Regions from separate parts of the Homo sapiens genome. Here region 2 is linked to region 1. A link is a loop called in an ENCODE intact Hi-C map of the cell type or tissue named here. Cell type or tissue: Caco-2. All regions are shown on one strand. Links, peaks and the distances in the headings refer to the core of each region. The heading gives the core; the rest is flanking DNA. Region 1 overlaps KIAA0825. Region 2 overlaps KIAA0825.

Region 1 (16,758 bases), core at 2,994-10,993:
CCTATTTGAAAAAATTTATTTCAATGACTCTGAATGAGAGAAAACTATATTTTTATATGACACTGTTCTATCACAACTACCATTATATAGAAATGTATCAATACGCAGGGTTTGAAATGCCTAAAAAAATTGTAGGACTGCAGTTATATTTCCAAAGCACAATCTGAATTAGACCTAGAGAGAGAAAGAGAGAGACAGAGACAGACAGAGACAGAGTATTAGATTAACACTGGGAATTTCAGTGTATCACGAAGGGTGCTTGTGCAACTTACAAACAAGCAAGATGTGGCCTACAGCTATATCCGTTGGAGCACAGAGTAGTAATCATCAGAAAATTCTGAATGGAAATCGAGGAGTAGTATAAGACCATACTTCTCCTAATTAGTTTCTTTTTTTCCCCTTTAAATGCTTTTTAAGAAAATGGTAAGTAATGTTATGTCAGTATAATATTACATCTCACTGCTGTCCCACTTCATCTAGGAAGAGCTTTTCACCATTTTCACATACTCCTGTGCATCTCTCCTATTACGTACCACAAGCGAAGCCTGATTAACTTTATCAATTACTAGTTTCACTGTAGGTTTCCCAAATCAAAATCTTTCTTCTGTAGTTCCCCAACACCTGAAGCACCCAAGTCCCTTCACCATTCAAATATGATCCCAGAATAGTTTTCTAACCTTTTCCCCACTATTTCTTTGCAACTTACTCCTGTAACAGTTGTTGTCCCCAAAGCCCCAAGCATGTGTTCACTCCACACCTTGGCTCACCTATCTTTCCTACTTAAAGACCTGCCATAAACAACTTGGCTTCCACCAGTCTGCAAAGCCCAGCTGATGTTTCGGAGCTTTGAATGCTCTGTCTTAACGCTAATCTCTTGCTCCCCTGAACTTCATAGTGAACTTTCGTCTTGGCTACTTTATTTGCCCTTAGCATGCACTGCCTTATATTTTCATTGTGTTTATATGTGAATGAGGCAAATGTCATCGGGCCCTACCAGCCTGTTAGTATACAAATGAGGTTCATAGCCTTTCCTTGTGTAAATAGCTTCAGTCATTTCTGATAATCTTTGTTTTCTCACATCTGCTCAGGACCAGTTCCCCATATTCTCTCCCATCCATCTCAATGTTTGGTTCCCAAAAGGCACTTAGGAGCAGTGTCTCTTGTGAGAATATTGCTTCTCTCCTGGTGCTCTCCAAACTGTAAAGCCATGTGGTGCCAAAGGTCATCACAACTCCTCAGGCCTCACTGTGTTCCAGGCAGAAAGGCAGAGCTTGCTCCCTCCCAAGCCCTGAATCTGATTTTATGTCCTTAGCTCCCAAGCAGTACTGTTTGGAACTCAAATCTCACAAAGTTTATCTGAAAGCAATTTATTTAGCTTCAGGCTTAACCACTCTCCTAAAGAGAAAACTCACACTAGGGAATCTACTTCCTCACATAAACAACATTTATTGTTCACTTATTAGTTATCAAGCACTATGCTAAGCATTTTATATGTGTTATCTAATTTGATTCTCTCTATAATCTTATAAAATATATACTATTGTTACTCTCATGTTAAACATAAGGACTTGGCATTGAAGATAATTATTACTTACCCAGAGATACACATATCTGATAAATAGCGAGTAGCTCTAGATTTTGTACCCAGCCAGAGCTTTCTGTCCCCTGCCCTTCCAATACAAATACTCATGCAAATTAAACCCTGAAGCGGAATAGCGTAGTATTGGGAAGAATTGTTATCTGTCCACTCTCAGCTTGGATCAACCAGGACATCTTGGTACACATGCATTTAACTTACCTTTCCAGCTAGGTAGGCAAGGCTGTACTGTAGATTTTTGTATTCCTCCTTAAGCTGGCACAGTGCTTTTTACATAAACAGTCCAGTAAACAGTGCTTGGCCAATCAGTGATCAATTAGAATATAAAACATGGTGCTTCACTTAAACTTTATAGTCTAAGTGCTTTTCAGACAAAGCAGCTACATGACAAGGATAATATCTAACAAAGCTGAGAGTTACTTTCATGTGATCTTTGAAACCCACAGGCATGGTCCTATAAGAGAAATGGTCTCCTACTGATAGAGTTATGGAGAATAGATTGTAAAATCAGTTGAGATAAACCTTTTGACTATATTGAGACAGCCACTAACTATAGGAAGTACAATTATAGTTATGAATATTTAACCATGTTCTCTTACAAATGAATCCTACATTTACTTATCAAAAATAATTATGTCCACATTCTGGTATGTATAACATGATGTTGTTTTAAAGAAACTTGGAGTTATCAAAGGTATCATACTGTACTATTTTTAGTTCTGGTTCTTATGGAGTACAGCAGTGTATTTACCCAACCTGCTCAAACACCCATCATTTTAAACAAAGGCTATTAGACTACATGACTGCAGTGATATTGTCTTGTATTGAATTTTACTAGCTACTTCAAATACCATAAGGATAAAGTGACTGAATTTACTGATCAATTGATTGACCTACTTCTTAATCTCCAATAGAATTCTTGTCACTTTAAATTAGAAACAATATATTCATGGAATCTTGTTAATTATACTAATATAGAAATTATTATGCACACAGAAATTAATTTGTAATATTTTTAGATATTTTATTTTTATTTGATTTAAAGTCTCATGATATTTCAGAGTACCATTTTGTAATTTAGAAGCTTGATTATATTAGGAAATATTAGCAAAGCAAAATTTTAGAGCAAAATACTCTGAATTATATATTTCAAGCAACATAACTATCAGCTTTTTATGTGGGAGTTTTAAATAAATAGTGTGTTTTTCACTTCTTATGCTAATAAGCAACCTCAGCAAAGTCTTAGGATACAAAATCAATGTGTAAAAATTGCTAGCATTTCTGTATACCAACAGTCAAGCCAAAAGCCAAATCAAGAATGGACTTCCATTCACAACTGCCACAAAATGAATAAAATATCTAGGAATACAGCTAATAATGGAAGTGAAGGACCTTTACAACAAGAACTACAAACCACTGCTCAGTGAAATCAGATATGACACAAACAAATGGAAAAACATTTCATGCTCATGGAAAGGAAGAATCAATATTGTGAAAATGGACACACTGCCGAAATAAATTTATAGATACAATGCTATTCCCATTAAGGTACCATTGACATTCTTCACAGAACTAGAAAAAAACTATTTTAATTCATATGGAACCAAAAAAAGAGCCCGGGTAGCCAAGGCAATCCTAAGCAAAAAGAACAAAGCTGGAGGCATCATGCTACCAGACTTCAAACTATACTACAGGGCTATAGTAACCAAAATGGCATGGTACTGGTATAAGAACAGACACGCAAACCAATGGAACAGAACAGAGAACCCAGAAATAAGATCGCACACCTACAACTGTGTGATCTTCGACAAATCTGACAAAAGCAATGGAGAAAGGATTCCCTATTTAATAAATGGTTCTGGGAGAACTGGCTAGCCATATGCAGAAAATTGAAAGTGGACCCCTTCCTTACACTATATACAGAAATCAACTTAAAATATATTAAAGACTTAAATGTAAAACCCAAAACCATAAAAACCCTAGAAGAAAACCTAGGCAATACCATTCAAGCATAGATATGGGCAAAGATGTCATGATGAAGATGCCAAAAGCAATTGCAACAAAAGCAAAAATTGACACATGGAATCTAATTGAACTAAAGAGATTCTGCACAGCAAAAGAAGCTGTCAACAGAGTAAACAGACAACCTATAGAATGGGAAAAAAATTTTGCAAACTATGCATTGGACCAAAGACTAATATCCAGCATCTATAATGAACTTAAACAAATTTAGAATGAAAAAACAACTAACCAGATTAACAAGTGGGCAAAGGACATGAACAGACACTTCTCAAAAGAAGATATACATGCAGCCAACAGTTATATGAAAAAAAAATGCTGAACATCACTGATCATTAGAGAAATGCAAATCAAAACTACAATGAGATACTATCTCACACCAGTCAGAATGGCTATCATTAAAAAGTCAGAAAATAACAGATGCTGGAAAGGTTGTGGAGAAAAAGGAGCAATTTTCCCTGTTGGTGGAAGCATAAATTAGTTCAACCATTGTGGAAGACAGTGCAGAGATTGCTCAGAGACCTAGAGACAGAAATACCATTTGACCCAGCAATCCCGTTACTGGGTATATACCCAAAGGAATATAAATTGTTCTATTATAAAGACACATGCATGCATATGTTCACTGCAGCACTATTCAAAATAGCAAAGACATGAAATCAAGCTAAATGCCCATCAATGATAGACTGGATAAAGAAAATGTGGTACATATACACCATGAAATGCTATGCAGCCATAAAAAGGAATGAGATCATGTCTTTTGCAGGGACATGGATGGAGCTAGAGGCACACTGACACAGGAACAGAAAGCCAAATACCACATGTTCTCACTTATAAATGTGAGCTAAACAATGAGAACACATGAACACATGCAGGAAACAACACACACTGGGGCCTGTTGGAGGGTGGGGGGTGGGAGGAGGGAGAGGATCAGGAAAAATAGCTAATGGATACTAGGCTTAATACCTGGGTGATGAAGTAATCTGTACAACAAACCCCCATGACACACATTTACCTATGTAACAAGTTTGCACATCCTGTACATGTACCCCTGAACTGAAAACTTAAAAAAAAAGAAAAAAAAATAGTGGTTTTTTTTCATCTAATTGATAAAACTTAATTTTGTGTTAAATTGTCTCAGGAATAAAAATGCAGAAATATGAAGTACATGTATTTATTACATTTTTTAAAACAAGGTTCTCTTTGTTTAATAAATAATTGTTGAATACTGTTAGGTACAGAGTTTTTCTTGATAAACAACTGCTATGGTTTGAATGTCTCCTTCAAACCTCATGTTGAAATTTAATTGCCATTGTAACAATGTTGAGAGGTTGAACCTTTTAAGAGTCGATAGGGCATGAGGACTCTGCCTTCATGAATGAATTAATACCATTATCATGGGAATGATTTAGTAATTGCTCAAGGGGGTTCCTAATAAAAAGGATGAGTTTAGCCCACTTCCCTGTATCTTGTACACTGGCTTCTGCCTTCCACCCTTTCACCATGAGATGATCCTCATTAGATGCTGGCGCCATGCTCTTGGACTTCCCAGCCTCCAAAACTGTGAGCCAAATACACTTGTGTTCTTGTTAAATTACCCAGTCTGTGGTATTGTGTTATAGCAGCAGAAAATGGACTAAGACAATAACCATGTACTATAAAGATTAAAGCATATGGGATTTATTGCATCGTGAAAGTGATGTCTGTAGCTTTTTGTTTCACTCTGTGGAAATTATTTCTCAGAATTTATGTTTTTCAAAAGAATCGACAGAGCCTGTAGGAAATGGCTCTCTTGTAATCTCAGATGCAACTTCACTGAGCATCAGAAAATAACAAAATTAAATAAGTGAATGGTAAGGATTTATAATTTATGCTTCATAGGCTGCAAACTTTTAGGAAGTGGAATTATGTTTTTGCCATGTAAAATAATCCTCTCTGTATAAAATATGTAGCATTTTGAAGGAATGATTACATTGCTAAAACTTAATAAAAGTAAACTGATTTCACATGGTAGGTGGCTTTTAACACTGAGTACAGTTCAGTTGGCAGGAGAAGGTAATGTTTCTTGGTTTTAAGTTAGGTCATCTTAAATCTGCAGGGAAGAAACTCTCAACTACAAATGATCACAGAAGATTTTAAAATTGTGAGACACTATTTTGAATTATTGACTTTTGACACCCAAGGCAATTGTTCTGGTAATTATCTTGCTGAGGCCACATGGCCTTACAGGTTTCTTACATGTGTCATCAAAGGAACAAATATTTGGCAATTTCCCAATTGTTAGCAGGTAACCTTTCCTGCTAGTGACATTTGAATGAAGTGTGACTAACATTCTTTCCTTTGCCTATCGCCCCAAGAATAATTGCCAGTAAAACTTCTTGACTTCTGATAATATTAATTTGTAATATAATAGCAGCAGCAAACTAGTAAATGCATACTATTTAACATGTTCCAGACATTGTTTCTAAGTAGTTTAAATGTGTTTACTTATTGAAACCTCGTAACAGCTCTGTGTGGTATGATTGTCATTTCCCTTTTAGAGATGAGGAAACTGAAACACAGAGAAATCCAAGTTGCACAACTAGTAAATGACAAAGAAGGATTTGACCCAGGCAGCTGGCTTTCAAATTCTGTTTCCATTCACACAGCACCACATGTTCCAAGCAGAGCCACAGAACATTTACCAAATAGCAATATTGCACAATTCATGGGAACTATCAGAAACCTAAGTAGTAGATAATTTTCATAGTACCTTTTGTACTTTTTAACCTCATGACAAAGTGCCTAAAGATAACAAAGAAAAATATCTAGAGAAAATTCTGACTAAAAGGCTACTACCATTAGCAAGTAACTGTTGCCTTAAAATGAATGAATCGCCGGGCACGGTGGCTCACGCCTGTAATCCCAGCACTTTGGGAGGCTGAGGCTGGCGGATCACGAGGTCAGGAGATCGAGACCATCCTGGCTAACACGGTGAAACCCCATCTCTACTAAAAATATAAAAAATTAGCCAGGTGTGGTGGCAGGCGCCTGTAGTCCTAGCTACTCGGGAGGCTGAGGCAGGATGTCAACCCGGAAGGTGGAGCTTGCAGTGAACCGAGATTGCGCCACTGCACTCCAGCCTGGGCTATGGAGCGAGACTCCATCTCAAAAAATAAAATAAAATAAAATAAAATGAATGAATCAACTTAAAATTATCTTACCATATAGTTAATATTTTCTTGGTCTTTCAGGTAATATAAGGCATTTTATGGCAGAAGCTTGGTGTTTTGTTGTGTATGGTGTGTGGGTATGTGTGTGTATTTTCCTGTTATTGTTTTTCTTTTAGTTCTTTATTATTAGAAATGGGGTCTTGCTATGTTGCCCAGGCTGGTCTCAAACTCCTGGCCTCAAGCAATCCTCCCACCTTTGCTTCCCAAAGTGCTGGGATTACAGATACCCAGCCATGTGTTTTGTTTTGCAAGTGTGACCAAAGTGCAATTTAATAACTGCCTTGAAGGAGGTGACCTAAAATAACCCATTGTTAGCCAACATAACAATGATGTCATAGGCTGCTTTTGCCAGTAATGATGTCTGCACTACAGGACTCTGACTTGTTCTATTTTTTTTTTGTCACTTTCTTTACTAAGAACCATATTTGTGTGTCACCATATGGGATCCTATCCAAAGATCCTATCCAAGAATGCTGATGAACTAGTTTAGAGGTATCAGTGGGCTCCATAAAATTATTAGTCCCAGAAAGAGTTACCATTTAGATTCTTTTGAGACTTCATGAGGGTGAGGTGGGGGTGGTGCTTCTAGGGGAGGTAGTGGGATATGGATTATGTAAAATAAGGCTTCTTGTCTTTAAGTGCAAACATATTACCTGGGGATCTGGTTAAAACTGTAGATTCTGATTCAGTAGGTCATGGGTGGGGCCTGAGATTATGGATTATGTGTTTCTCTAACAAACTCCCAGGTGATGCTGCTCCCGCTGCTGCTGGTTCCCAGGCAACTTTCTCTGTAGCAGGGATATCAAACAAGGTATCTGCTGCTATAGAAGGCAAAAGAATTTGAGTATGTGGCTTGTCCTCGTAACATATTGTAGGTTTATAAAAAGACAATTTACTTAAGAATTATTATGAACTATTATGAATTATTATCAGGACATTCACAGTGGTCAGCAAGCATAATCTTATTCACATACAGAACTGATTATGTTACTCCCTTGCTAAAAACTGATAGTGGCTACCCAATGCTTTTAGAGTAAGAGCCCTAATCCTTGCAACACCAACAATCCCCTGCATGCTCTAGATGTGGCCAACTTGTCCAGCTCATCTCATCCTACTCACCCCCAGCATAGTATGCTCCAACACAGGGTCATGCATTCTCTGGTTTAGGTTGTGCATCATAGATTTGTAATTTATAATAGCAAACTCCCTGCAGAAGTCACTTGAAGAAAGGGGCAGCTGCTCTAATACCAGTGCCTTTTCAATTGTCCCATATGCCAAGTTCTTTCCTGCTACAGAGCCTTTGAAATGTTGTTTTTATTTATTTTTTTATGCCTAGACCATTTCTTGTCTCTGTTTACCTGGCATCTGTTAGTCACCTTTTAGCATAAATGTTACTTCCTAGGAAGTCATCCCTGATCATCCTGGCTGGGTGAGGTCCCACTGTACTTCTTTTTGTCACAATTTTAAGTGAAATGTTAATTGACGTAATTGGTATTTAATGTCTACTTCAGCCACTGTGAGTTTTAGGAGGGGAGGGATAGTTCACCATTTTATCCCCAGTGCCTGGCCTGGTTCATGACACATTAGACTGGTACTGACAGCATAGAACATGCTTTAAAAAAGTATTTGTTGAATGATTGCAGGCCTGTTCATTTTATATGACAATTCTGTTTTATTCATTGATCTCTCTAAACTCTCATTTTCTCATTTCTAAATGGGGTACTAATATTGACCTTATTAATTCATTTTGAGCTTTAAAGGGTAAATAAACATAAAGTACTCAGTGCATTGCCTGGAACATAGTAGGTACTTAACTTATGTTAGGTTCTCTTCATTTTTTTTATACTGAATGCCTGGAAAAGATGTCTGATGCATTTTTTATCCTCTGATTACTCCTGTGCTCTCTATGCAATGGTCTCTGCCTGTGCTTCTCAGTAACCCTCCCCTTCCACGTAAGCATACATTTAAAGAGTCTCCTGGGAGATGAGGTTCTCATTTTTGGACATCTTTGTGCCTGAGAAGGTGTTGCCTAGCAGCTGTCATGTATTTGAAGGTGAGAGGTAGACCAAGTAAATATTCTCAAGTTCTATATATTTAGGACTCCTTGAGAATCTTTGCATATAGCTTGGGAGATTGGCAGTTTGAATTTTGCTGTGATGTTTCACCTGCATTGAATCAAATCTAATCTGGCTTGGCAGTGACTGAAATATTTTATATTCTATCTGTTCCTGAAACTTACAAAATGTCTAATATGACTGTAGAAACATACATCTTCCTTAGTAGTTAATGTGCTTCTAGCATTAGTATGTAAAATGATTGGGCATTATATTACAAGTAATACTATTATGATGAATTTCTGCAGCATCTTTTCCCAAGCAACTCAAATGATTTAACATATTATTTCATTTATGACCCGGGATTATTAGGACCATTTTGCAAATGAGAAAAATTAGATACAGAAAAATTGAGTAAATTGCGCACTTGATGTTTTAAGTGGTCCTTGCTAGAAGAGCCATTATTTCTTGAAAGTCTATTGTTTTTAAATGAATTCTAAAATAAAAACAAGAGACTTTGTGAGGATGATTTTTTTTGAAATAAGAAGTAATATTCTTCTGAGTTAATTTCTGAAAATGTTTTGTTACTTGATTTTATGAGTAAATTCTCCATTCAACTAATATTTAGTGAGCATCAAGTATGTACCAGGCAGTGTTTTAGACTGCAAATAAAATGGTAAACATGCCGTGCCAAATTGCCTTCATACATTCAGAGCACCAGATCACCTGGATCAGCAGGCTGAACTGTCTACTCTTTCTGTACAGAGATTCTGGTGCAAGGGGACCCTCTCTACTATACACCCAGGCAGATCTCCAGGCTTTCAGAGTATTTGCTTGCTTGGTCCAGCAGCATGAGTTGCCCCACCCCTCCTGTGCAGAGATCTTGCTGCAGGGGGTCCTCTCTGCTCCATGTGCAGGCAGACCTTCAGGCTTTCAGAGCACCACTCATCTGGATCAACCAGCCTGACTTACCACCCTTCCTGTGCAGATTCTGGTGCAGGGAAGCCTTTCTACTTCACGCCCAGGCAGAGCTCCAGGCATCTGGAGCACCCACTCTCCTAGATTACAAGTTTAGGCCATCCCCATACCTGTGTAGAGAACTTGGACCCGAGGTGGTTTCCCAGCTCCAAGCCGAGTGACACTTCTGGGCGCTTGGGGGCTGCTTCATTGGATTTTCCCTTGGCACTGATGCCTGTGCCTGACATCGGGGAACCTGTAGGTGGACCTGCCTGGTCTGGCTCCACCTTTTGTGGCCCCTGCCACCCCCCAGGGCTGAGTAGGGAGCTCAGACCACTGTACATCTCACGAATCAACCCATTGCCTGAGGTAACAGAGAGCCTCTGCTAGTAAACAAGGATCAACTATATACCCAGCCACATTGACCACAGACAGTTTTTGCCTGTAAGTGCCATCTATGGGCTTGTATGTTGAATTCCACAGCCCAATATAAAACCTGCCAAAAGAAGTGCATATGTCTATAGAAGCAAAGCCAAAAGACCCTACAGTCACACCCCCCAGAAACAGGGGAAAAGGGAAAGGGAAAGAAAAAAAAAACATTCTAGGAAAGAAAAAGCAAACATACTACCTGCGTGAAAATAACTACAAAAATTAGAAATGCCAACATCTCCAGATGAGAAGGAAACAGCACAAGAATTTTGGCACAATGAAAAATCTAAATATAGTGACACCACCAAAGGATTGCACTAGCTCTCCAGCAATGGTCTGTGGCCAAAATGAAACTCAGAAAGGACAGAAGAACGAATTGAAAGCATGGATTGCAAGGACACTCAATGAGATCCAAGACAAGATTGAAAATCAACACAAAGAAACTTCTAAAGCAATCCAGGAAATTAAGAAAGAACAAAATATCTTTAAAATGAATAAATCAGAGCCTCTGGAATTGAAAATCTCATTTAAGGAATTTCAAAGTAAAACTGAAAGCTTTATCAATAGACTAGACCAATTAGAAGAAAAAAATCTCAAAGCTTGAAGACTGGTATTTTGAACTCACTCAGACAAAAATAAAGAAAAAATAATTTTAGAAAATAAACAAAATCATTAAGAAATATGGTACTATGTAAAGTGACCAAGTCCATTAATTATTGGCATCCTGAGAGAGATGGAGAAAAAGTAAACAACCTGGAAAATGTACTTGAGGGAATAATTCAAGATCACCTGCAAAATACTATTCAAAATGAACATCACTAAGTAATATGGTCACCAGACTATCCAAGATCAAGGCTAAAGAAAAAAAGATCTTAAATGCAGCTAGAAAAAATGGCCAGATCATGTACAAAGGGAAGCCCATCAGGCCAACAGCAGACTTCTCAGCAGAAACCTTGTGAGTCAGTAGAGATTGCGGTCCTATTTTCAGCATTCTTAAAGAAAAGAAATTCCAACCAACAATTTCATATCCCACCAAACTAAGCTTCACAAACAAAGGAGAAATAAAATCTTTCCCAGACAAGCAAGCACTAAGGGAATTTATTACCACCAGAGCAGCCTTACAAGAGATTCTTACAGGAGTTCTAAATATGGAAACAAAATAAAGATACCTGTTCCCAGAAAAACACACATAAATACATAGCCCACAGAAAATGCAACCACACAATAGAAACTACAAAGCAACCAGCAAACAATTTCATGATAGGATCAAAACCTCACATGTCAATATTAACCTTGAATGTAAATGGCCTAAATGCCCCCACTTAAAATGCACAGAGTAACAAGTTGAATTAAAACACACACACACACACACACACACACACACACACACACACACACACACACAACAAGACCTTATCCTCTGCTGTCTCCAAGAGACCCATCTCACATGTAATGACACCCATAGGCTCAAAGTAAAGTGTTGGAGAAAGATATAGCTTGCACACAGAAAACAAATGAGAGAAGGGATCACTATTTTTATATCAGATAAGATAGACTTTAAATCAACAACGGCAAAAAAGAAAGAAGGGCATTACATAATGACAAAGAGTTCAATTGAACAAGCACACTTAACTATTCTAACTATATACACACTCAACATTGGAGCACCCAGGTTCACAAAACACAAAACAAGCACCCAGGTTCTAAAACAAGCTATAGGTCATATCTAGACCTATGTTTCATATCTAGACCTATGAAAAGGTTTAGACAGCCACACAAAAATAGTGGGGGAGTTCAACACCCCACTGACAGCATGAGACATATCATCAAGGCAGAAAATTAAAATAAAAGTTGGAAAAAAAATACTTATACCATTTAAAAGTTGCCTTTATAAAGCTTATATTCTGGAGGATTGATTGCTGAGGGCAAGGTGGAAAGTACAAATCTTATAAAAAGTAGTTAAGTTCAGCTACTAATAATAAGTACCATAAAGTACTTTTTATTCTTTTTTTTGAGACAGGGTCTTGCACTCTCACCCAGGCTGGAATGTAGTGGTGCAATCATGGCTCACTGCAACCTCAAACTCTTGGGCTCAAGCAATCCTTGCACGTCAGCCTCCAAAGTAGCTAGGACTTCAGGTGTGCACCATCTCACATGGCTATTTTTAGAAAATTTTTTGTAGAGATGGGATCTTGCTATGTTGCCCAGGCTGGTCTTGAACTCCTGGCCTAGAACAATCCTCCCTACTCGACCTCCCAAAGTCCCGTGATTACAGGCATGAGCCACCATGCCTAGCATGCTTTTCTAAAACAGTGTGACTAGTAGAGATTGACAAATTGAGTGATAAAAAGACTGTTATGAAAAGCTGACACCTACTTATACTTACATATGGTTTCAGAGTAGATGGAAAATGTCCTTATTTAGTATTAGCTATTTGGAACATATGTACACTCTTCCAATATTCATGAACAGGGGCTGGCAAATTTTTTTTATATACAAGACAAGATAAAAAATATTTTAGGCCTTGTATACCATACAGTCTTCATCATAATTATTGAACTGAGGGAAGAAAAAGTACTATCTTTTCTTCACCGATTACAAGGTTCTTGGCTGACACCACATAACAAAGGACAGATTAACAAGAGAACAGCATAAAAAGGTATTTAAGATTTCTTTTTACTATTCTTACCATTTTAATTGATACATGATATTTTACATATTTATGGGGTACATGTGAGTATTTGTTAATGCATAGAATGTGTAATGATCAAGTCAGGGAATTTGGGGTGTCCATCACCTTGAGTATTTATCATTTCATTTATATCATTTCTATGTGTTGGGAACATTTCCAGTCTTCTTACTCCTTTGAAATATACAATATTATTGCTAACTATAATCACCCTACTCTGTTGCTGAACGCAAGAACTTATTTCTTCTAACTGTATGTTTGTAGCCAGTAACTAAACTTTCTTCAGTAGCCTCTGACCCGCACGCTATTCCAAGCCTCTGGTTTCTATCGGTTTATTCTTTACCTCCAATAGATCAAGTTTTATAGCCTCCACATATGAGTGACAGCATATGGTATTTGTCTTCCTGTGCCTAACTTATTTCACGTAAAATAATGACCAGTTCCATCCATGTTGCAGCCAATGACGTGATTTTATTATTTTTATGGCTCAATAGTATTCCATTTTGCATACATACTATGTTTTGTTTATCCATTCATTTTTTGATGGACACTTAGGTTGAATCCATATCTTTGCTATTATAAATAGTGCTGCAATAAACTTGTAAATGCAGCTATCCCATTGATATACTGATTTCTTTTCCTTTGGGTAGATATCTAGTAGTGGGATTGCTGATTCATATGGTAGTTCTGGCCAGGCATGATGGATCATAACTATAATCCAAGCACCTAGGGAGGGTGAGGCGGGAGGATCGCTTGAGACCAGGAATTCAAGACTATCCTGGGCAACATAGCAAGACCTTCTCTCTATAATAATAATAATAATAATGATAATAATAATACAAAAATTATCCAGGCATAGTGGCATGAGCCTGTAGTCCCAGCTACTTGGAAGGCTGAGTTGGGAGGATCACTTGAGCCCAGCAGGTCAAAGCTTTAGGGAGTCATTTCTCAAAAGAAGACATACAAATGATCAACATATGAAAAATGTTCAGCATCACTAATTATCAGAGAAATGCAAAACATGCCATGAGCTATCATCTTACCCCTGTTAGAATGGCTATTATTAAAAAGACAAAAAAATAACAAATGCTGTGAGGATCTGGAGAAAAGGGAACACATACACTGTTGGTGGGAATGTAAAGTAGTACAAACCACTATGTAAAACAATATGGAGATTTCTCAAAAAACTAAAAATAGAACGACCATATGGGTTTTGTTTTGGTTTGGTTTTGCTTTGTTTTGTTTTGTTGAGATGGGGTCTCACTCTGTTGCCTAGGCTAGAGTGCAATGGTGAGGTCCTGCTGTGTTGCCCAGTCTGGTCTTGAATGCCTGGCCGCAAGTGATCCTCCTACCTTTGCCTCCCAAAGCTTTGGCATTATAGACATGAGCTTCCATGCCTGGCCTGTTGAGAGATTTTATCACAAAGGGATACTGTATTTTCTAATCCCTTTTCTTTGTCTATTGAGGTAATCATATGTTTTTCTTCTTCATTCTGCTGATGTGATGTATCAGGTTTATTGATTTATGTATGCTAAACCATCCTTGCATCCCTGGGATAAATCCCACTTGATGAAGGTGTATTATTTTTTTTGATGTGCTGTTGGATTTGGTTTGCTAGCATTTTATTGACAATTTTTGCATTTATGTTCATTAGGGATATTGGTCTGTAGTTTTCTTTTTTTGTTGTGTTCCTCTCTGGTTTTGGTATCAGGGTAATGCTGGCCTCATAGAATGAGTTAAGAAACATTCCCTTCTTTTTACTCTTTTAGAATAGTTTGAGGAGAACTGGTGTTCTCTGAAAGTTTGGCAGAATTTGGCAGTGAAACCCTCTGGTCTTGTACTTTTCTTTGTTGGGAGATTTCGCATTGCTCCTTTCATCTCGTTACTTGTTATTGGTCTGTTCAGGTTTTCTGTTTCTTCCTGAATTAATCTTGGTAGGTTATATGTGTCCAGGAATTTATCCGTTTCTTCCAGGTCTTCCAATTTGTTGCTGTATAGCTATTCATAATAATCTCTGATGATCTTTTTTATCTTTCTGTGGTCTCAGTTGTAATGTCTTCTTTTTCGTTTCTGATTTTGTTCATTTGGATCTTTTCTCTTTCTTGGTTTATTATGTTTATATTTTCAAAAAATAACTTCTTCATTTATCATTTGTATTTTTAAAGTCTCTTTTTCATTTTGTTCTCCTCTGGTCTTTATGATTTCTTTCCTTCAGCTAATTTTGGGTTATGTGTGTTCTTGTTTTTCCAGTTCCTGGAGGTGCATCATTGAGTTGCTTATTTGAAATATTTCTGCTTTTTTCATGTAAGCACTTATTGCTATAAACTTCCATCTTAACACTGCTTTTGTTGTATCTTTTAGGTTTTATTGTGTTTAAATTTTCATTTGTTTTAGGAATTTTTTTAAATTTTCTCTTTAATTTCTTTCTTGACCCAGTGGTCATTCAGGACGATGTTGTTTAATTTCTATGTATATTTGTACAGTTTCCAAAAGTTTCTTTTGTTATTGATATCTAGTTTTATTCCTTTGTTATGATTTTCATTTTTAAAAGTTTGTTGAGACCTGTTTTGGCTTCTAACATATGGTCTATCCTGGAGAATGTTCCCTGTGCTGATGAGAAGAATGTGTATATTTAATATAAGTTTTATATGACACAAGAGCCTTCCAAAATGAAGACTCAATAACACAGAATAAAACTGTATTTTTTATGGACAGTTATACAGAAGTATTATTGGACACAGGAAGTATGATCTAATGGCAATAAACTGGGGGAAACTTAGTAAGGCCTGTTTGCTTAGGTTCATTATCTGTGTAAAAAAAGTTATATTAATTGAAAGTTTTGTAAATAAATGATAGGTCTTTATATTTACATATATTATTAGCCTTTTATACAACAAAGTTCAATGTTATTAAACTAATTTTCCAATTAGATTTTAATTTTATTTTAGTTAATTTTCACAGTGATCTAGGCTGTGACATCCAAATTTAGTGTTTCCTTGAAATAATTTTCTTGTGATACTTCACGTCCTTTTAATTTATTGGCCTGGTGTTTTAAGTTTTAAATCCTCATTTTACATGGTATAATTTCTATTTTTATACTTTCTCTCTAATACCCAGATTGAAAATGAGTCTTTCAGCCTCCTCCCTTTGGTGAGGGATGCTCATTAGTGCCTGGTTAATTCAGAGTCCCTGAGCTCATGGCACACTCTTCTACAACATTGTTGCCAAAACCTCTTTAGTGTCTCAGCAGGAGCTTGTCATTAACAACATTCTTGTAGAAAGTAGAAAGTAAAAATTAAGCAGGCTGGGAAAGCCAAGTGCTAGTGTACCATGTATGTGTAAATCTTTAGTACCAATAAATACAGTCTCCTGGTGGGTTGGTGGTTGAGTTTCTTGCCTGAAACCACCCTTCTTTTGAAGCACTAACAAGTTGAAATTCTTGAAAGGAGTTTAAAATAATGCATGCAACGAAAAGAGCCCTTCAGTGTTATTGAGAAGACATTTGTTTGTATAATCTATAAAACATTTGATAAAGAAGGCAAATGAAATTCAAAGTAGCATCTTTACTACTAGGATTTTTACTGGTAAAATCTGGGTCAGAGAATATGTGACCTTAAATATGTGGCTTGCCAATACTGCTTTCCAGAATTAAGCTTATCCCTTCATCCCTCCAACCCCCCAGCTCCCCACTTAATCACTCCCTAAACCACCAAAAGAGCCGAAAACTATAGGACTTCCTTGCAGTGGCAGAGCTTACCCTAATAGACCTTCACAGAGAGGAGATCAGGCCAGAATGCAACC
Region 2 (16,758 bases), core at 5,285-13,284, 71 kb after region 1:
CCCTCTGTCGCCCAAGCTGGAGTGCAGTGGCATGATCTCAGCTCACTGCAAAGCTCTGTCTCCCGGTTTCATGCCATTCTCCTGCCTCAGGCTCCCGAGTAGCTGGGACTACAGGCTCCCACCACCACGCCCAGCTACTTTTTTTGTATTTTTTTAGTAAAGAAGGGGTTTCACTGTGTTAGCCAGGATGATCTCGATCTCCTGACCTCGTGATCTGCCCGCCTCGGCCTCCCAAAGTGCTGGGATTACAGGCTTCAGCCACAGCAACCGGCCGATACTATGTTTTTAAATTTATCAACTTATAATATTGACTCCTTGCAATGTAAATATAGAATTTAACTCAAACTACCATCTCTCTTCTCCTTCCCATCAAACTCTGCTAATAAAAATTTTAATTTTATTTTTCCATTCCTCACCTTTATCTGATATAACCCCTATTTTAAAATCATTTCTCTACTTATATTTTATTTTTTAAAGAATTACTGAAGTAAAATTCAGTGTTCTTGTACAGTTCTGAGTTACAACAAATGAATAAAGTTGTTTAACAATCATCACAGTTGAAATACAGAGAGTTTTATCACCCTCAAAAATTCCTCTGTGCTGACCCTTTGTTACTTTCTACCTCCATGCCAACCTGTGGCAACCACTGACCCGTTCTCTATCCCTATAATTTTGTCCTTTCAAGAATGCTATAGCAATGGATTCCTCCGTTTGTTTGTCCTTTTTTTTTTATTTTTTTTGTATAATAGTAGTTCATTGTATGGTTGTACCACAGTTTTTTGATCTATTCACCTTTTAAAGGACATTTGGATTGTTTCCAGTATTAAGTGATTGTGAATAAAGCCTCTAAAAACATTTGTATACAGGTTTTGCATGAACATAGGTTTTTATTTCACTTGGATAGTACCTAGGAGTGGGAGTGCTGGTTGTACCATACATTTATGTTTACATTTATGAAGAAACTATGGCTTCTTGTGTTTTATGCTGAAACTATGGCTTCTCGTGTTTTATGCTGAAACTATGGCTTCTTGTGTTTTATGCTCCCTGTGAGAAAACTGATGCCAGACTGATTCTTTTTCCCCTATCCTCTCCCTGGATGCTCTTAGTGACTTCTTCCCTCAGTTATTCTGAAATGAGATCGTGTCTATATACGAGTCTTTGGTTTCTCTTGGCACTCAGTAGGCCACATCAATATTGTGATTTTCTTCAGATAAAAGGATATTTTTTCCTATTTTTGATTATTTTCCTTGCCTCAGGCCCCAGTTACATTTATCTCCCCTTCTGCAATTCTTAAGACAGATGTTCTGATTTCTTCTTTCCTCAGACATTGCTAAAGGCTTCTTAGCCTCAATCCTCTCATTCTCACACTCTCCACATCCTTCCCACCTCTTTTCCTGAAGCTAACTCATTCGCTCACATAGCCTCAGGTGATTATCTCAGGTATTGAAATCAAATGCCTTCAGGGGCTGGGCAAGTAATGTAAATATGTCAAGGCAAAGTATAATACAATAGGGGAAGGTGAATGCATTCACATTCTATTTTTTAAAAATTCTATGCTAGCTAAATAATGCTTGTCATCAGAATGGATTAGGCCCAATGATATGATCAGGCCCACCTCTAAATCTGTGCCCCCGAGTCTTGAATCCGTATCTCTAGCCTTAATTGTTCCACACAACAGCTCTAGATTCCATATTCTTGGATTTTTTTCCCCTTAATAATATTTTATTTATATTTATTTATTTGTCTAGGTCTCACTCTGTCACCTAGGCTGGAGTGTAGTGCTTCAATCTTGGCTCACTCCAGCCTCAATGCCCCAGGACCAAGTGATCCTCCCTCCTCAACCTCCTGAATAGCTGGGACTACAGGCTCACTCAGCTAATTTTTGTATTTTTAGTAGAGAAGGGGTTTTGCCATGTTGCCCGGTCTGGTCTCGAACTCCTGGGCTCAAGCAGTCTGCTTGGCTCAACCTCCCAAAGTGCTGAGATTACAGGTGTGAGCCACCATAACCAGCCCATAATAGTAATTTAATATAATAACTCTCATCTCACACAGAAGTCCAACCATCATAATTATCTTCATCTAAAAACTGCCCTCTCTTCAGAGTTGTGTGATTTCTATTAATGGCACTAACAGGCTGCTGGCCTTAGCCTAGAAACCTTGAAGTACTTTGCCAAGTTTCTATTTCCCATCATCTAAATTCTGTTAGAGAATACATGCCTCCGAGTGTTTCCTCTAAACATTTCTCACACCCGTTTCTTTTTGTTCCCATATGCCTCCACTCTCAAAATTCAGTGCCCTCTCCTGCTCATGCCTCCAGAGCCTGTTTTACTCCAGCTGGAATGTCTCTAATCTGTGTATCTGCTGGATTAACTTGGTTTCTCTCCTTACATTTTTCCTTCACTGTAAAACCAATTGCAAATAACTGGTCAGGGGTGGTGGCTCACACCTGTAATCCCAGAACTTTGGGAGGTCCAGGGTGGGTGGATCCCTTGAGCCTAGGAGTTCGAGACTAGCCTGGGCAACATGCAGAAACCCTATTTCTACAAAAAATACAAAAATTAATTGGGTGTCGTGGTGCACACCTGTGGTTCCAGCTACTCCGGGGGCTGAGGTGGCAGGATTGCTTGAGCCCAGAAAGTCGGGACTGTAGTGAGCTGTGATTGCATCACTTCACTCTAGTCTAGGTAAATTACAGATAATACTAAGTAACATTTTTAAAACAAAGAAATAGTATATTTATAATCTCATCCCACCATGCTGACTCAGCTCTTTTCTCCTCATTCTCTTTTATGTACACAACACACACCTTTTACACAGTCACAATGAGGAGGTCTATATTTACAATGGGTGTTCTACATTTTTCACAAAACTATTCTTGTGACTCATCCATGTAAAGATACAGAGTTTTTATTTTTTAATGGCTTAGCTTTATACCAAATTAATGTAGCACAATTTACCTAATCATTTCTCTATTCCTGTACATTTAAGGCTGCTTCCACATTTTTGCTTTGCTGCTTTTACATATTAAACTGCCATGAATACGCAGATACTTTTTGATGCTGATAGAATAAGGGTGAAACATAAAAGGACACAGACAAATCTGTTTTAAAAATTACCAAGTATCAAAGGGATAAGAGCTGGAGTGAAGTACAGAGATTTTTAAATATATTTTCTTTTTCTGCCACTCTTCCACTTCAAAACTTGCAGTGATGACACATTGTCTGTAGCATCAAACCCAAACTCTTCAGTCCCAATGTCAAGGCATCCTTCACCTGGTCCTGTCATTCACCAAGTACCTCCACTGTGGCAAAAAATCCTACAGGGTTCAAATCCTTTCTCTATCACTTTATCACTTTCTCTAGGCTTCCTTTTTCTTATCCCTATTTCTATTTTTTTTTTGAGATCGAGTGTCGCTCTTGTTGCCCAGGCTGGAGTGCAATGGTGCCATCTTGGCTCACTGCAACCTCCGCCTCCCAGGTTCAAGTGATTCTCCTGCCTCAGCCTCCTAAGTAGCTGGGATTACAGGCGCCCGCCACCACGTCTGCCTAATTTTTTGTATTTTTATTAGAGATGGGGTTTCATCATGTTGGCCAGGCTGGCCTCAAACTCCTCACCTCGGGTGATCCACCCGCCTCAGCCTCCCAAAGTGCTGGGATTACGGGCCCCTATTTCTTACAACAGGTGTAAAAAATAAAGTGGAGGTTCCTCTTCAAAGAATTTCCTCCCCATTTAATTAGGAATAAATAGTAACTTGTCTTAGAAGCAAAATGTATTCAAAGACCTGTGCTTCTAAATATTTGCCCTGGCATGTTTGTACTGGCCCAAGCAAGCATTAGGTCATAGCCTGTTCCTCTTCCTTATTTAAAAGTGTTTTTACCTTTCTCAGCATTCCACAAGTTACTTCCTCCTTCTTTGTTCTCCTCTACATTTACCTCTTTTATAAAGTTCTAACTTGCTAGCCAATCAGGTCAAACACAGAATGTGAGGTCCCGTTCCAGCCAGTAGAAACCGGACACAACAGTAAGGTGGACGCATCAAGTTATAAATGACCCTGTCTCCTTTGTTTGGGGTACTGTCGTGGAAAAACTCCTGGCAAGTGTACCCTTTCTGCAAGAAGTAAAAATGGCCTTACTAAATAAATTAAATTTATGTCCAAGTGCTATTTTCTTTACAGCACTGAAGAACAAACATTTCAAACACAGGGAAAATAGCAGCATCTTTCTTGCTGAGTGGCTGGGAAAATAAGAAAAACTTAACCTTTAGCAGGTATTTAGTACAAGGCCTGGAACACAGGAAGTTCTCTGTAAATATGAGTTATTATTATTTCTAGCTATTATTTGATCCTCCTCTTTGGACAGGCCAGAGCAAGTTACAAGGGTAAACATGGGGCCAGGGATTAAATAGTAAGGCACAGCCCAAGACTCCAAGTAATTGCAAAAGGAGGACGTGGGTGAGGAGGACCAAGGAGAAGAAGCAGAAATGAGAGGAGGGGCTACCCAGAGCAGTCTCTATTAGGTGCTAGCTGTGTTATGTGTGTCTGGGTTCAAGGCAGAGGGTGAGTCAGGAAGCTGATGCTGCCTATATTCATGAGCCAAAGGCAGGGAATGTAACCCCGCAGTGGGTTCACTTTACCCGCTGCCTAGATAGAGCTGATTTATCAAGACAGGGGAATTGCAATAGAGAAAGAGTAATTCACACAGAGCCGGCTGTGTGGGAGACTGGAGTTTTATTATTACTCAAATCAGTCTCCCCAAGAATTTGGTGGCTGGAGTTTTTAAGGATAATTTGGTAGGTAGAGGGCCAGTGAGTTGGGAGTGCTAATTGGTCAGGTCGGAGATGAAATCATGGGGAGTTGAAGCTGTCCTTTTGTGCTAAGACAGTTCCTGGGTGGGGGCTACAAGACCATATGAGCCAGTTTATCAATCTGGGTGGTGCCAGCTGATTTATTGAGCGCGGAGTCTGCAAAATATCTCAAGCACTGATCTTAGATTTTATAATAGTGATTTTATCCCCAGGAGCAACTTGGGGAAGTTTAGAAACTTGCAGCCTCCAGCTGCGTGACTCCTAAAACATAATTTCTCATCTTCTAGCTAATTTGTTAGTCCTGTAAAGGCAGTCTAGTCCGCAGGCAGGAAGGGGGGTTGTTTTGGGAAAGGCCTGTTATCATCTTTGTTTCAAAGCTAAACTATAAACTAAGTTCCTCCCAAAGTTAGCTCAGCCTACATCTAGGATTGAACAAGGACAGCTTGAAGGTTAGAAGCAAGATGGTGTTAGTTAGGTCCGATCTCTTTCACTGTAATAATTTTCTCAGTTATGGCTTTGCAAAGGCAGTTTCAGGAAGTTGTGGCCACAAAGGGCTAGTACTTGGCATTTTTTCAATAATCTACTGTGCAACAGGACCTGTGTCCAGCTGTGGATTTTGATTTACATAGAAATCAGAACCTAGACATGGAATCACCAGTATGAAGAATTAAACTTGATGCGGGCATCTGCCTTCAGAGACTGGTATTATTTATCATTTCGTGGCCAGGATTAAGGTTCTGGTGAAGGGGCATTGTTGTCTGGGGTAAATACTCGGGGTTTGCCGTCTCACGCCAAGGGAATTGAGGACGCAAACACAAGAAGTGGGTTTAGGAGCGGAGGTTTAATAGGCAAAAGAAAGAGAAAGGAGAATAGCTCTTTCTCTTGGGAGAGAGAGCGGGGGTGCCCAAATGGGACTTCTGGCCCATGCACATCCATGCATGGAGTGCACCGGATTTACAGACAGGCTTGAGGGCCCGATTTACATAGGGCCACAGACTGGTTGGAGCAGGTGTGACGTTTACATAGCCGCCCACCCTAATCTTATTATGCAAATGGCGTCTTTGCCTGGCCATGCCATGTTGTCTTCTCTTACTGTACACGTAGTTTGGCAAAGAGATGGGAAGATGGAGCAGCCATTTTGAACACGCCTAGTCCCCAGGTAGCCCCTTTCCTATTGGCACAACTCCCGGCACCCACCCGTGCAAGCATCTCGTTTGCCTTTCTATGTCTGCAGGTCGATTTTACAGGCTGCACTTTGTTAGAAAAGAAAATGATTTGGGGGCTGCTTTTCATTAAAAGGAAAACCTTACCGAGGACTTCATTACCCTCACTATCTGACTAAATAATTTCTTCTTAACTCCTATATATTGGGAGATGAGAAATAGAATAGAGGTGACAGATTAGAAAACTGACACAACCAGAGTTGGAGAATGACCATTAATCCCAGCACTTTGGGAGGCCAAGGCAGGTGGATCACGAGGTCAGGAGATTGAGACCATCCTGGCTAACACAGTGAAACCCCGTCTCTACTAAAAATACAAAAAAATTAGCCGGGCGTGGTGTCAGGTGCCTGTAGTCCCAGCTACTCGGGAGGCTGAGGCAGGAGAATGGCGTGAACCCGGGAGGCAGAGCTTGCAGTGAGCCGAGATCGTGTCACTGCACTCCAGCCTGGGCGACAGAGCAAGACTCCATCTCAAAAAAAAAAGAAAAGAAATGAAGCATTTCCTGATATCACAAATGAGAGCTCCGTGTTAATGACTTCTACAGCCTTGCCCAGTTTCATCTCTTCTGCTTGCACTGACTGTCATCACCCCCTACTCTGCCCGTCGAAGACCCACTCAGGCCCTCCATCCCAAGCCCCTCTCCAGTTCTGTAGCTCTCAAAAACCTTCTGTCTTCCCAATTCTCGGGGCATTTATACACTACATTATATACGTTGATGTCCAGCATGAGCTACCTTGTGAAATTCACTAATGCTTTTTGGTATCTGTCTCCCTAAATAGACTGATAGCTCCTGGAGAGCAAGGATCTCGTGCTTTTCCTGCTTGTCACTTGTACTGTAAAGCACAGTGGTGAAAGCATGGGTCTGTTCTGTTCACGCTTTTGGCTGTCAGTCTAAATTTATTGTTTTGAAGTGACTTTCTTTTGCTTATAGAACTTTCTGAGGTAAAGAAAGAATCACCAAGAGAAAGAGGCGTTGTTAATTCATTTATTGAATTTTTTTTTTTAGAGATAAATCTTGCTCTGTCACCCTGGCTGGAGAGTAGTAGCTTGATCACAGCTCACTGCAGCCTCACATTCCTGGGCTAAAGTGATCCTCTAGCCTCAGCCTCCTGAATAGCTGTAACTACAGGCACGAGCCACCATGCCTGGTTAGTTTTTAAAAAAAATTTTTTTTGTAGAGATGGGTTCTTGCATCTGGCCTCAAGCAATCCTCCTGCCTCAGCCTCCCTAAGCACTGGGATTACAGGCGTAAGCTACCACACCTGGTCCCATTTATTAAAAACTTTAAAAAGCAATGTTAAATCACATATATGCTCATTAGAAGTTAAACAATGCGGATGTTGTATAAAGTAAAAGTTGCTAACCTCTTGCTCTGCCTCACCTTATAATCCCACCCACTCAAGGTAACACATCAGTCCTGTTCTTTATTTCTCATTTAAACCTTAACATTGTCCTCATTCCGGAGTTTTAAGAGAAAAAGACAGGATAAATCCTGTGATTTAGAAACATAACAGAGAAAAATAGAATATGGAAGTTTTCCATTCAATTAAAGTTTTCTAAACCCACAAAGAGATAATGCGATTTAGCTATTGACCCAGAAGCTTGCGGATCTCTTATTTTCAAATAATTGATTATTCTAGGTTAATGAATTAAACCTAATAATAGTCAGAGTCCTAAGATTAAAAAAAAAAAAAAAAGAAAACTGGTTTGGGCTGGCCAGATTTGGAAATAAGTCAGTTACCTGAATAAGGCTTTGTTGTTTACCTGTCTAACTTGCCCAGAAGGCTCTTCTCATCAGCATGATGTCTTTGCTTTGTGTATTCATCTGATTCAGCCCAGAATCAGTAATGAACAACTGCAAGTTCATTTCAGCAAGTCAGAGCTGTAAATGGCTAGAAGATAGTTACGGAATAGATAGCTTTGTATAAAGAACAATCCAGACTCTTGTTATTTTATTATACAGAGAATATATTTGCTAGCAGACAAAAGCATTATATAGCCCACAAAATACACTGTGTTGATTATAAGAATACTTCCAGCCCATTATTCAGTCCAGCAAGACTTTGAGTAAATAGATAAATCTGTGACTGTTTGTTCATTCTTCCATCCATCAAACATTCACTAGACATAGCAAATAAAGAAATCAGCCAGACACAGCCCCTGCTGTCAAGGAACTCAGAATCTAGTGGAGGAGATAGACTAAAAAATCAGTGGGTATAGCTATAATAGAGGTTCATGCAAGTTACCATATAAGTACAGTAGAAGATCACAGAGGAGGGGAAGATAAGCTGAATGCAGAGGGAGTCAGAACGTACATCTGGAGATGGGGATACCTGAGCTATGAGTCAGCCAGGTAGCCAAGGTGAGAAGTAGTCTAGACAAAGGGTTCAACTAAGTAGTAACACCACATGAGATAAAGTATGTTGCATCCACGTTATTGGCTAGAGTGATGGTTTCTTCACTGTATTTTTCACTTTTAAATCAGTTCAATTTGCAACATAAAGGCACAGTGAATGAATGTTACCCTACTTAGGACAAAGTCAGATGCCAAACTGAGTAAGGGGTGGTAGGAGTAGAAGGGGCACCTGTTCTATTTAGGCCTATCCGTGGAGAATATTGAAAGAGTTACAGATTCTTTCTTTCCAGTCCTTGGCCTCATCCGACCCTGGAGGTTTTCAGGTATGTGTAAGCAATTGCAGGACCTATGTAGTTCATAGATCAAATGGCCTTGTAGACTGTCACTAAAATTTTATTTGCCTTATATTTATACAGCTTGGATAGGATGTACCTTCATGAGGGCACTCTTGGTGCGTGATTGATGGCTCTTCAGACAAGATGTGCTAGCTTAATACTGGCCTTGGTCAAGTAAGAGAGGTGCACCTGATTTGTCTTGCTCTTAATGTCAGTGTTCTTGCAGCCTGTTCTGCACACACTGTTCTTCAGTGTGTGTAAGTTTGTCTCTGAACAGCAAGAATTACCTGAAAGCAGTAGGACTGCCTGAGAAATGGAGTGATGCTTCCAAGTCTGTGTGTTTATGTTTGTTGCTCTGAACTGGCAGGTCTGAGATGGACTCAAATTAAATTTATAGACCCCAAGGGTTTCTGAGGAAGAAACAGGAACAATTAATTGTTCATTTTCCTCTTTTAGCCTGTAATCTAACAGTGATTTTAGGACTAAAATTTGATTTCAGCAAGAGTATGTACATATAGATGCTTGTTCATAACAACTCTGAAAATGTGGATTATATGTGTGATTTTAATGCATTCGTTGGAAATAATATTATTTTTCACAAAGTAAAAGCATCCGTAATTTTGCTACAAGGAAGAATATTTGCTTCCTCTCACACATTTTATTTAATAATTTTACTTCTTTAAAAGCAAAACAGCACACAATTTGAAAATGAAATTTCCCCAAAGTGTTCAGTTTGCTAATATGTTTTTCATTTTCTTCATTATGCTATAATGGAATGTTGCCATACTTTGAAATGTGCAATTTATCTCCCTGGAGGCAGCAGATGGTGTGACTAATCTGTCTTTTGGTACAGGATTTATCATGAGAGATGGCATCTAGGACTGCACGAAATGGGAGCCCTGCCCTCAAAAAGCAGTGACTCTCTTTATCATTATAACATTTAGGTACACTTTATTATTTTTAAATATGAAAAAACTTGCAAAAATGAAAAGGTTTTAGCACTTTAAAAAAACTTCATTTTATGTAAGAAAATATTAGGTGGAAACTATTGAGTTATTTTAATTATATTTGCAAGTGTTTTCTACGCTGAATGTCTCATTGCTAGAAAACCCATTAACCTCTTGGGAAGGACATGATTTTGTTAGGATTTCCACCCTAGTCTCTGCTCTACAGCTTTGAAAGCCTAGCAATTCATTTTACATAGTAATATTGATTCACACTGTTACTGGAAGGGGATCCCGATCCAGACCCCAAGAGAGGGTTCTTGGATCTTGCATAGGAAAGAATTCAGGGTGAGTCCACAGAGTAAAGTGAAAGCAAGTTTATTAAGAAAGTAAAGTAAAGGAGTAAAAGAATAGCTAGTCCATAGGAAGAGCAGCCTCTGAGGGCTGCTGGTTCCCCATTTTCATGGTTATTTCTAGATTATATCCTAAACCAGGGGTAGATTATTCGTAAGTTTTCTGGGAAAGGGGTGGGCAATTTCCAGTACTGAACTTTTTCAGACCATATAGGGTAACTTCTGTACACTGCCATGGCATTTGTCCACTGTCACAGCACTGGTAGGAGTGTCTTTTAGCATGCTAATGCATGAGCAGTGAGGATGACCAGAGATTACTTTCATCGCCATCTTGGTTTTGATGGGTTTTGGCAGGCTTCTTTACTACAACCTGTTTTATCAGCAAGGTCTTGATGACCTGTATCTTGTGCCAACCTCCTATCTCATCCTGTGACTTAGAATGCCTAACTTACTGGGAATGCAGCCCAGCAGGTCTCAGCCTTATTTTACTCAGACCCTATTCAAGATGCAGTTGCTCTGGTTCAAACACCTCTGACAACACTAACCAAACTTGTAGAAGACTGTTAGAAAATTAGAGTTCTGTTTTACTAATTTACAGGAAAAATACAACTTCAAGTAGATCTGGTAATTCTTTCCCTCTCGGTGAATTGCCATCAGAAGCCAGGTTATGATAGTAAGTTTGGTTAGTAGGAATAGACCATCCCTGTGTGGGGCTATGCCTACCTTTAGGACCTAATTCACATGTCGTGAGTTGTGATGTCCTTGTTCCTGAACTGTCCTAAGAATTTTTTATTCTCTGGACATTTTTAGTCTCCTGCTAACTACTCCATTATATCATCTCTTAAAATAGAAGGGCTAATGAGCACTTAACTCCCAAACAGAAAATAGTTTTATATTGAGTGTAAACTCCAGGAGAATAGTGATTTTTCTGTAGCGCTGTAATCAATTAGCAATGTCTGCCACAGACAAGAAAAGAGAATGGTGGTAGCTTAAGTGACACACATTTGCTCACCCTAGTTTAAATCCCACCATTAGTATATGGAATCAAATAAGTACTCTGATTAATATTTAAGAACTGCATTCTGCATTCTTGGAAATTACTTGAGAACATGGTTTTAAAGCTGGAAGAAATCTTAATTTTCCCATTTCATGGTTTAGAAAACATTTGTTTTGAGGGACTTACTGAAGTCAGAGAGCTAATAGGTAGTTGAGCAATAATTCAAGCCCACGGTCTCTGCCTCATGGTCCAGCACACTTTCTTTCTTTTATTTATTTTATTTTTATTTTTTTAAGAGATGGAGGTCTCACTATGTTGACCAGGCTAGTCTTGAACTCCTGACCTGAAGCAATCATCCCATCTCGGCCTCCCCAAGTATTAGGATTACAGGCGTGAGCCACTGCACATGGCCTCAGCACACTTTCTTATAAACCATAGTAATAAGTCTAAGAATTACAAACACTGATCATTTCATTTTTCAACTTAATTTGAGAAATCACTTTTGGCTGGTAGGACTGAGTATTTTATTATTTTAGGTCAGCAAAATAAACATGAGGATTATTATATAAACCTATGGTACTTAGCCTTAGTTGAACATTAGAATAATTTGGGAAGAGATTTTTTAAAATGCCCAGGCCTCTTACCAACCAATTAAATCAGAATCTCTGGGGTGGGGCAACAATTGTAGTTACTTTAAAAAATTTTCCAATGTGATTAAAATTTGCAGCCAGGATTGAAATCATTTATATCACAATTTGAAAATTTGTTCAAATGATTGAACACTTTGTGAATGCTTAGTCATTGTTGACATTATTCAGGTAAGTCTTAAAATAATCAATTTTTTATCAGCCAAAATCAGTCCTTCCATAAGACATCATAGAATTACAAATTGATTAGTAAATTGCTAAATAGTTTTCATTTCATGATTCTTAGTATAGGCATGGAATATAAAACTAGAAAAATAGCAATGATTGTGATGATAATGAAGAATTATCCTTAGTTTATGCCATGATAGAATAAAGAAAAATATTTCCTTAAATAGTTTTGGTAAAATGTGTAAACATAATAATTTCAGATGAATGGAAACCTGGTGGTGAATAACTGCACCAGAATATTATGCAAGTACCCTTCCAGCTCAGGGAAATGTCTGCTGATAACAGGTTCAGTGATACATAGTTGTGTTTCATGGATCAGAAAATGGAAATTGCTGGAATGGAAACTTTTGTTTCTTTGCTACCCATTTATTCATAGTACTTAGAGTTTTGTGATTCTTTCTGCCGCTTAAATATAGCTAAACTTTGCCCCATGTATGTAGAGGAAGAGAATATTGCCCCAAATCCAAAGTAAAGAAAAACAGGTATTTATCTTTAAAATGAATTTTAGTATTTATTTGAATATTATTGATGTTTTGGAAATTCATAGTGCTTCAGAAATGAAGCCATAGTATAAAGGCCTTCAGGGCAAGAGATTACTGTCTTCCATGTTTCCTTAACTTCCCACCACTTTGCCCTATACTAGACTGTTTTAGCCACAGACCTTTGGTTTATCCTCTCTTTCAGTTCCCTGTCTCTCCCTTCCCACCTTATTCTCTAGTTTGCACTTTAAGAGGTTGGGGAGGGAATTCGTGCTTATGTTTTAAAAGACTTTTCAGTGTGTAGAGCAGGATTGGGGAAAAAGCAGTTGCAGTGCTGCCTTGCACTCAAGAAAAAGCTGTAAGAATACCGGCCAACTGAAGGCGAGGAATTTGAAACAAGACTTTAAAATGCCACAGTTTGATTAAACATTTATAGATAATAAAAACTAAATGACGATCTCGTTATGAACTAAGACCTTCCTAGTTCTGATGAAGATAGATACTGTGTATAGCAAAAGAGCTGGCATTACAGAAGTCCTCTTATGGCACATAATTCAGAATTAGCATTCTTAAAGTTGATACTACGAAATGTCATTGAGGAAAGCTTTTTTTTTTTTTTAATGTTACTCTTTGGATTGGCAGGTTATGACAAAACTACATTCATGTTACTTGAATACGTCTTTTGTCTAGTTTTACATGCTTTTTGACTTGTCTAGAAAATGACATATTGAGGTTTTCATTAGCTTTAACCAGGTGTGATTTTCTTATGGAAGTACCATGGCAGGACTGCAGTTAAGGGGAATAAACCAGTGAAGCTCAGAAAGGCCATAGCCCTTCTTCAGATGGTAGCAATGAGCTGAAAGACTCATTAATCAACCGCAGAGTCACAGGTGTGATGGCTTGCCTACAAACTGCCAACAGACTGTGAAAGTCACATCCAACAGGCTAAATTGTCAAACTAGACCCATCCATAAACATTTTAACACAGCAAAATTCCGCCTCTTTTGTCTTTAAGATGTGATTTTTAAATATTACATTTCCTCCAAACTTCTATAAAATGTTGTTTATTTTGTTTTATACAACTTGAATTTCTTGAAAAAGAACCAGATTTGGCATTGTTTTTCTTTCATAAAAATTTGTATTCATCTCTATTTTTTATTTGATTTTTTTCTTATGCTTATTTACTCTCCTTTATTCTAAAAACCTTTTCTCCTGCACTACATGAAAGGCTTGAGGATGGAATTTACCTCTGTCAAAGTTTTATCAGTTGGGGAAAAACCACTTTTAACGTGTGTTAGCTTGAGTTTTACCACTCAGAAGGATTTCATTCATAAGGAAATGTCTGTAGATGCGTTTTAACCGAAGGACTGTATTGTAATCTATTTTTTTTAACGAAAAGAAATTCTCTACTTCAAGTTACCTGTGTGGTTCTTTGTCTTTCTCTTTCTTTCGAGCTCTCTAAGGATTCAACATTGTTGTATGTTTATTTTTTTAAAATTTGGTACATCACAGCTGGGCGCAGTGGCTCACGCCTGTAATCCCAGCACTTTGGGAGGCCGAGGCTGGTGGATCACGAGGTCAGGAGATTGAGACCATACTGGCCAACGTGGTGAAACCCTGTCTGTACTGAAAATACAAAAATTAGCTGGGTGTGGTGGTGCGCACCTGTAGTCCCAGCTACTCGGGAGGCTGATGCAGGAGAATCTCTTGAACCCGGGAGGCGGAGGTTGCAGTGAGCCAAGATCACACCATTGTACTCCAGCGTGGGCGACAGAGCGAGACTCCGTCTCAAAAAAAAAAAAAAAAAGAAATCAAGTTAAACCTTAAGTTTGATGTGTATTTTTGTCTGGAGTCCCATGACAAAATGAAATTTTCAAATGAATATGTAGTTCATGTGTTTTTTTTGTCTTTTTGTTTTTTTTGAGACAGAGTCTGGCTCTGTTGCCCAGGCTGGAGTCCGGTGGCGCAATCTCGGCTCACTGCAAGTCCGCCTCCCGGGTGCACGCCATTCTCCTGCCTCAGCCTCCCGAGTAGCTGGGACTACAGGCGCCCGCGACCACACCAGGCTAATTTTTTTTTTTGTATTTTTAGTAGAGACGGGGTTTCACCATGTTAGCCAGGAGGGTCTCGATCTCCTGACCTCGTGATCCGCCCACTTCGGCCTCCCAAAGTGCTGGGATTACAGGCATGAGCCACCGCTCCCGGCTGTAGTTCATGTTTTAAGGATGATTTCAGTGAAATAGTAAAATATATGTGTAACTCCTGCAGTAACTTGTAGTTTTGCTTTTTGCACAACTGGAAGCTAATACCTAAGACCAAATGATTTATATATTTTCTAAGTGAAGGTTCATCTTATTAATTTTTAAAACATTGAATAAGTACATTGGTGCTCATCAAGCAGAGGAAATAGAATTAAGCATGATGCAATGATAAATTATTTGGGTTTTCTAGGACCTTGCCCCTCAGAGCTTCTTCCATTGGAAAGGCAGAATCTTGGGCCCCACCCAAGACCTACTGAATGAAAATCTGCTTCCCAACCAGATACTCAAGTGATTCATGTGCATATTAAGGTTTGAGAAGCACTGAGTTAAAGTGAGTTGGACAATTCTTTTCTCTTACTAGTTTTCACCTACTATTTAAATCTCATCCCAGCAAATACCATTATAATGAAAGTTCAGTTTTAACAAACATACCTAAACCATATTTCTCTAAATAAGCAATATCAAATACAATGAACACCAACTTGACAATAGTATTAAAACACCCTAATAAAATTGTTTGAGATGAGATTTGATCTCTTAAATGCAACTAAGTGAACCTTAAATACAAGGTCAATGATATTGTACCAAATCATCTATTTAGTAAGTCTACATGTATGACCCTAGTATAAGAAAAGACAGAGTGTACAAAAAATTGTAAGGCATAATCTTTTAATAAAAAAACTTACAAATCATATTTTTGAGGACTAAGCTCTGATTTTTTTATTTTGCTCAAATTCCTATCTAACGGGTCTGGGGAATCATGGCCTGCAAACCATAAATTCTCATCAGATGGGTTTTATTTAACTCTATATATCGTGACTTACTTTCCAATCTCACTCAGCATAACATTACATGACAAAGAAGAAAATAAAAATATTTTACCCCCAAACATGTTTCTTTGCTGTATTTTGAAAAGGTCCTGCAAAGCCGTCCTTTGTGGGGGAAAATTTGCATCTGTAAAGAACCTCTATTAACATAGCTAGATCTTTTTCTTCCAGGCCCTCCCAATCCTGAAGAGATTAACTGAGAGCCTAGCACCTCTTAAAGGTCTGAATAGGAAACATTTGTCATCCATTGTCTCTAAGGGCAGCCACTATGAGACATCAAAAGAACCTTGGCCTCCACAATTTTTTATCTTAATGTGAACATTTCCTTTCTATTAATCCCAGGTCTTAGACAAACTCAAACAATTGTCAACCAGAAAATATTTAAATTTACCTATAGCGTGGAAGCCTGCCTCCATGCCCCCCTTCGAATTGTCCCACCCTTCTGGACCAAACCAATGTATTTCTCACATGTATTCGATTGATGTCTCATGCCTCCCTAAAATATATAAAAACAAGCTGCACCCCAACCACCTTGGGCACATGTTCCCAGGACCTCCTGAGGGCTGTGTCATGGGCCATGGTCACTTCTATTTGGCTCAGAATAAATCTCTTCAAATATTTTACAGAGTTTGACTCTTTTCGTTGAGATTTTTATACACTGTAAGACAGTTTGATTATGAAGCTCTAAAATTCTTCCATGGCCTCAATTTATTTTTCATATTTTAAGATTGAAAAAGACAGAAACATTCTTCAAAATAGCAGGACTTGACAATGTCCCTTATGAAGTTTATTACCTGAATTAAATGTTTTCCTTCGTAGGCTATTCTGATTACAGCGTAAGCTAAATAAAATATGTCATGTTTTCTTATTTTTTTTCAAGTTATTTCTCTGTCCCTTGGAAAAAATACAAATAAATATTTAGACTAAATAGACTCTGGAACATCAAAAAGGAGATAGAAATGACAATTTATACCCTTAAGGAAGTAGTCATACCTTAATTCACATTCCTTGTCAATCTCTGTTTTGCCAAAATACTATTAAATTATATATAATAAATTTCATAAAATATTCTGATTACTAATCCATATTAACCTTAAATTCATATTGAAACACTACTTTAAGGAAATGTTGGAGAGAGGATGGGAGGTTATGACAAGAAATTAATAGGAAGTTTATCTGTGGCCCACTTAATGGTAGCTAAATAAAATTGAGCAAACTCTGATATTTCTACAATGTTGTATATGGCCAATGTTCTCCTGGGAATTCTTGGTAGGAAAGTATCAAGCCGATTTACTCTAGTTGTGT

The links. A loop is a pair of places that touch in the nucleus more often than their neighbours do. Peaks named below come from ENCODE experiments on the same cell type or tissue, not always from the same donor. Only the 100,000 strongest peaks of a DNase experiment are listed, where the experiment ranks them.
Region 2: it touches region 1 in a loop (5-fold over the local background); 2 of 110 quality-filtered maps call a loop at or near these places.

What each region holds. Positions count from the first base shown.
Region 1 is chr5:94,423,059-94,439,816 of GRCh38, reverse strand. All of the region lies in intron 14 of KIAA0825, which reads left to right. Among named protein-coding and RNA genes, the nearest start is that of KIAA0825, 190 kb to the left of the region's middle. In Caco-2, for the core only: no CTCF peak of the experiment used is centred there; no DNase peak of the experiment used is centred there.
Region 2 is chr5:94,354,140-94,370,897 of GRCh38, reverse strand. All of the region lies in intron 20 of KIAA0825, which reads left to right. Among named protein-coding and RNA genes, the nearest start is that of ARB2A, 250 kb to the right of the region's middle. RefSeq lists enhancers at 8,100-8,740, 13,911-14,542, 15,177-15,808. In Caco-2, for the core only: no CTCF peak of the experiment used is centred there; a DNase peak (open chromatin) is centred at 8,337.